Linked DNA regions of Homo sapiens: region 2 is linked to region 1. Evidence: read pairs that join two places in POLR2A ChIA-PET (ENCODE). Cell type or tissue: Caco-2. All regions are shown on one strand. Links, peaks and the distances in the headings refer to the core of each region. The heading gives the core; the rest is flanking DNA. Region 1 overlaps HDAC11 (histone deacetylase 11). Region 2 has its middle 110 kb from the start of NUP210.

Region 1 (2,907 bases), core at 298-2,797:
ACAAAGCGAGATTCCTTCTCCAAAAAAAAAAAAAAAAAAAAAAAACACCTCTACATGAGTATCACCTGCTCCTTTGTTTAGTCTCAACTCAAACATCACCTCCTCTGTGAGGCCCTCCCTGACCATCCAATTACCCTCTATTTTTCACTTTCTTCATAGCCCTTGGTGCTCTCTAAAATGCTCTTGGGTGGTTGCTTCCTTAATTTTAATCTTCCACGACTCAAATGCAAATCCATGGTGGCAGAGAGCCCTGCTGTCTTATTCTCTCTGTACAGTTGGCATTCAATACAGATGTGTTGAATGACTGACTACTTCTTCATCTTTTTCTTTTTTTTTTTTTTTTTTTTTTGAGATGGAGTTTCACTCTTATTGCCCAAGCTGGAGTGCAATGGCGCAATCTCGGCTCACTGCAACCTCTACCTCCCAGGTTCAAGTGATTTTCCTGCCTCAGCCTCCCAGGTAGCTGGGATTACAGGCATGCACTACCATGCCTGGCTAATTTTGTAGTTTTAGTAGAGACAGGGTTTCTCCATGTTGGCCAGGCTGATCTCAAACTCCCGACCTCAAGTGATCCGCCCGCCTCGTTCTCCCAAAGTGCTGGGATTACAGGCATGAGTCACTGCACCCGGCCTACTTCTTCATCTTAATAGGTGCCGTAGAAACCATCATGTTTCTCCTTTTGTTCTGACTGCCAGGGAGCTCCAAGCCAAATATGCAGCTGGATCACCATCTTGGTTAACTTTTTCAGTGGACATACCTGAATTCTCCTCCTACCCTCAACCTCAGTTTTCTACTTGGGACTCTACCTGTTAATACTTTTATTATTTTTTTTAAGAGACAGTCTCACTCTGTCATACCAGCTGGAGTGCAGTGGTGCAATCATAGCTCACTACAGCTTCAAACTCCTGGGCTCAAGGTCTCCTGCCTCAGGCTCCCAAGTAGCTAGGACTACAAGTGCATGCCACTACACCCAGCTATTTTGTATTATTATATATCACATAGTAAGCTGCTTTCAGGCTTTTGGGGGACCAAGGCCAGGCATGCAGCCTGCCCAACACAGTTCCCCTGAAGGCCCCTCAAATGGGTGGGGCCCTGGAACCTAGGCCCCCCACCCCCAGCCTGGTTCAATCACACCATTCTGTTTTGGTTTCTCCCTGCCCCAGCTGAGCGCCTCCTGTCCCTTCCTTCCCCTCACCCTCGGGACTCTGGCAGGCATGTCCTCCTGGCCCAGCCCTAGGCTGTGGACTGTGACCACGCATGCCTGGGCCCCAGGAAACCAGGGCAGCCAAGCACTGGGCTTCCTGCCAAGGCCTCACACCCCTCTCTCTCCCAGGAGCCAGGTTTCAACCTCTTCCTGGTAATCTTTCATGTGCTCACACTGTCGTGGCCCTATCTAGAATTCTCACACCTCAGGCTGCGGTTGGGGAGCAGGGAGGCAGCAGCCCTGACTGGGAACCTAGAAGACTGGACTGGATGACCTGCCAGGGGTCTCCCCAAGGCCCGGCCAACTTCCCAGGTGACCTTGAGCACAGCCTCTTTCTGGACCTAGGCTTTTCCACCTGTGGAGCAGAGGGGCCTGCTGGCCTCAGGCATCCACTGTGGCTCTGAGTCTAAGGTGAGCTCAGCCAGGGAGCCTGGGGGTCAGGGCTCCCACACTCTTGGGGCAGATAACCTGAGGCATCCCTGACCCCACCCCCACCAAGGCAGGCTGGCAGTACCAGATTCCAATGCAAGCCCCCGCCCCAACCTCCCCTCTGTTCCTACAAAGAGCACTGAACTGAATGCCTCAGCCCTCAGAACTTCAGCCACTAATAGGAGCTGTGTCCTTCTCTGGAAAGAGGTCACAAGCAGGCAGCCAGTGTGCCCAGTTTGGTCTACAGGTGGGCTTTTACAATCTTATAATGAGTGCCACATTAAGAAATCAGGGCCGGGTGTGGTGGCTCACCCCTATAATTCCAGCTACTTCGGAGGCTGAGGCAGAAAAATTGTTTGAACCCGGGAGGCGGAGGTTACAGTGAGCTGAGATCGTGCCACTGCACTTCAGCCTGCTCAACAAGAGCGAGACTCAGTCTCAAAAAAAAAATCAGGAAATGTCACTTAATAATCTGGATTCCTGGCTTCTCTTTGAAGACCAGGTGCTCTGGCCATGCCGGGCCCACAGTGGAGCTGAGGAGCCGCCCCTTGGGAAGGGGCAGGAGTTCACCTCAGACTCTACCACCGGCCCTCCCACTTGTTTCTCTTCTCTGCTGAGCCCTGAGGGTTTCAAATTAGTTTTTAGACCAACAATTTTCAACAAAACTTCAGCAGAAGTACTTAGACCAGAGTCTTAAACTTCAGCCCAATATAAAAAATAGGGTGGGTGCGGTGGCTCACGCCTGTAACCCCAGCACTTTGGGAGGCCGAGGTGGGCAGATGACCTGAGTTCAGGAGTTCGAGACCAGCTTGGCCAACACGGCGAAACCACATCTCTACTAAAATACAAAAAAAATTAGCCAGGCATGGTGGCACGCGCCTGTAATCCTAGCTACTCACTCAGGAGGGTGAGACAGGATAATTGCTTGAACCCGGAAGGCGGAGGTTGCAATGAGCCGAGATCACATCACTGCACTCCAGCCTGGGCGACAGAGTGAGACTCCATTTCAAGAACAAAAACCAACAAAAAAATGAACAAACAAACAAACAAAATAGACCAAAGTGAAAGAGCTATGTATGGTTGGAGGACAGGGGCTGGGGTCTCGGAGGCGTGTCGACAGAGCACAGCTTGAAAGTCATAATGTAGAAGCCTAAAATTCTATGAAGGCTTTCATACGCCCTGGAGAAGGGGAGGACACCACCCTCAGAGTGGCCTGGCCCAAACTGAGGTCTGCCTTTTTATGACCTCTCTCCTTCTCTTGGGGACCACAGACT
Region 2 (2,907 bases), core at 153-2,652, 180 kb after region 1:
GCACTCCAGCCTGGGCGACAGAGCGAGACTCCATCTCAAAAAAAAAGAAGCAAAACCCGAGGTCACAGGCTGGGTGATCGTCTATCACGTTGTTAAGTTTTCTGTTGTATGTAATTAGCAAATGAACCTCTGCGGAAGATTTCATAGCTCATCAGGCGACCACTTCCATTTGGAGAGGCTTCACTGAAAGCCCATAAAGACCACTGACAAGAACCAGGAAAGTTGGAAAGTGGAATCTGAAAGACCCCTTGCTTCCTTGCTTTCAAGCATAGTAGCTTCCTTGTTGGGGTCTTTCTCAGTGGACGGGGGAGAGTCGGGGGGCAAGAGCAGCGGCCAGCGAACCTGGTGGATGGGGCCCAGGTGCAAAGCAAATCCTGCCTCTGCCACTCACCTGCTGGATGACCTTGGAACCTTCATGTTTGAGCCTCAGTTTCCCTGTTTGCAAAATGGTAATTATATGACCTTCGTAGCATTGCCACGTGGGCGTAATTACTGAGTTGAACCACCCCTTCCCCCACCACAACCCACAACAGTGGTGAGCAAACATTTGATGCTCAATAAACGTGAACTTTTCTTCCTTTGTCTTCCTGGGTGGTCCAGGGAAGCCATCCCCAGTCTCTTGGGGACCGTGACACACCTCTCCAGGAGTTGTTTCTTAGCAGTAGTCCCCTCTGCCACTCACTGGACCAACAGAAACAAATCAATAATCAAGTCCAGGGGTCACAAACATGGATGCTGCCAGGCCAGGTAGACACACCCGAGCCAGGGGGTCAGATGCTGGTGACCTGGACTGCATGGCCTTGCCTGCTTGGCTCCAGCTGCTGTGGCCAGATGGGAACAAAGCCCCACTGGGGCCAATTCCTCTGGTTTTCCAGACTCCCCTCATCCACCTTTCTTGGGATAAAACCTAATAGATAAATAATGGCAATAAAATTCAACTTTTAAAAACTGTAAAAAACAACCTACAGTGAGCCAAAACAACTGTCCTTGGGCCACCAGTTTTTTTGTATGTGTTTTGCTGTTGTTGTGTTGTGTGTGTTGTTGTTGTTGAGACAAAGTCTCACTCTGTCACCCAGTGCAGTATCACAATCTCAGCCCGCTACAGCCTCGACCTCATGGGCTCAAGTGATCCTCACGCCTCAGCCTCCCAAACTGCTGGGATTACAGGCATGAGCCACCAAGCCCCACCTGGCCACCAGTTTTCAATGTCTGAATTTCTTCCTACTTGGTAAAAGCCTGGCATATGTGTCTCCACACTGCCTCCTCTGGCCCTGGCAGATATTGCTTGTCGCTCCCATCACTTTCCTGCAGAAGCAGAACTCCCTCAGTGCTCCTTACGACCTAGCATCCAGGTGGTCACCACCAGTCAGCGTGTGCAGTTAGAGCAGAGGAGGCCACCGTTGTCCCAGTCTACTCCAAACCGTCATTGCAGAGATGGGGAAGGACTGGCTTTAGCTCACCCATGTTCAAAGATGGTCTCAGCTTTTCCCTGGCAACTTGCCCAGGACGAACACAGAGGAAGAGAAAAGGGACTGGCTAGAGGAGGCTGTGCATGTTTCTTTTCTTTCTTTCTTTCTTTTTTTGACAGAGTCTCACTGTGTCACCCAGGCTGGAGTACCGTGGCGCAATCTCGGCTCACTGCAACCTCTGCCTCCTGGATTCAAGCAATTCTCCTGCCTCAGTCTCCTGAGTAGCTGGGATCACAGGCGTGTGCCACCACACCCGGCTGATGTTTGTGTTTTCAGTAGAGACGGGGTTTCGCCATGTTGGTCAGGCTGGTCTCAAACTCCTGACCTCTTGATCTACCCGCCTCAGCCTCCCAAAGTGCTGGGATTACAGGCGTGAGCCACCGCACCTGGCCTGTGCATATTAGGTTTCTGTTTTTCCCGTCAATATCATGGGTTTGGAACTGAAGCATCTTAAAATGGCAAATGAGCAGGTGACAGTTGCAGTTTCGGCCACCTGCGTCCACTTCCCACAGGGTCCCTGGGTGCAGTGGGCAAGCGGATTGTGTGTGAGTGTTGAGGGGAGGGCAGTTAAATGCGACAATGTAATCCCTTTGTTAAGTTTTTGTTTGTTTGTTTGTTTTGAGACGGAGTCTCGCTCTGTCACCCAGGCTGGAGTGCAGTGGCGCAATCTTGGCTCACTGCAAGCTCCGCCTCCCAGGTTCAAGCCATTCTCCTCCCTTAGCCTCCTGAGTAGCTGGGACTACAGGTGCCCACCACCACGCCCGGCTAATTTTTTGTATTTTTAGTACAGATGGGGTTTCACCGTTTTAGCTCCTGACCTCGTGATCCGCCCGCCTCAGCCTCCCAATATGGTGGGATTACAGGTGTGAGCCACCACACCCAGCAATCCCTTTGTTAAGTTTTAAGGAACGACTGAAATGGCAGTTCTAGCCAGAATGTGGGAGGGGAATTAAGGCTCAAGTTCTAAATTAAAGGAAAATTATTAAGAGCTGTTTCTTAGGCACCTGAGCTGGAGGCCGATTCCTGTTGGCTGCCAGGTGGATAATTTTGTCTCCAAGCCCAGAGAGTTGAGTTGCCATTATCGCCTCCTAGGGACGTAGGCGTCTGCTCCTGATGCCTGCCTGCCCATGTATTTATTCCACTGCCATTCATTAGCTCACGTTATGTGCTGGCAGCGTCCTGGGGGCGGGCTGGGAAGGGGCAGAGCTATGAGTCAGGTGGGGCTCCTCCGTGCGGGGCAGCGAGGGAGACAGCCCAGGCTCAAAGGACCTTCACAGAATGGAAGGTGCTGGAGCCTTGGAGAAGAGACTGCGCCCAGTTGATGGGGTGGAGGAGGCTCTGGGAGGGGGTGAAGTCGGAATGGGGCTGGAACAAGGGGCATCTCATGGGGTGGGGGAGGGGCAATTGGAGGCAAGGTCAGAAACTTCTAGGCTCCTGC

Evidence for each region. ChIA-PET counts read pairs that join two places held together with the same protein. Peaks named below come from ENCODE experiments on the same cell type or tissue, not always from the same donor. Only the 100,000 strongest peaks of a DNase experiment are listed, where the experiment ranks them.
Region 2: POLR2A ChIA-PET joins it to region 1 with 12 read pairs; 5 of 35 experiments call an interaction of 5 or more read pairs at or near these places.

Annotation. Positions count from the first base shown.
Region 1 is chr3:13,483,710-13,486,616 of GRCh38, reverse strand. All of the region lies in intron 3 of HDAC11 (histone deacetylase 11), which reads right to left. Among named protein-coding and RNA genes, the nearest start is that of HDAC11, 4.9 kb to the right of the region's middle. In Caco-2, for the core only: no CTCF peak of the experiment used is centred there; a DNase peak (open chromatin) is centred at 1,691.
Region 2 is chr3:13,307,050-13,309,956 of GRCh38, reverse strand. No RefSeq gene overlaps it. Among named protein-coding and RNA genes, the nearest start is that of NUP210, 110 kb to the left of the region's middle. In Caco-2, for the core only: a CTCF peak has its summit at 1,288; a DNase peak (open chromatin) is centred at 1,297.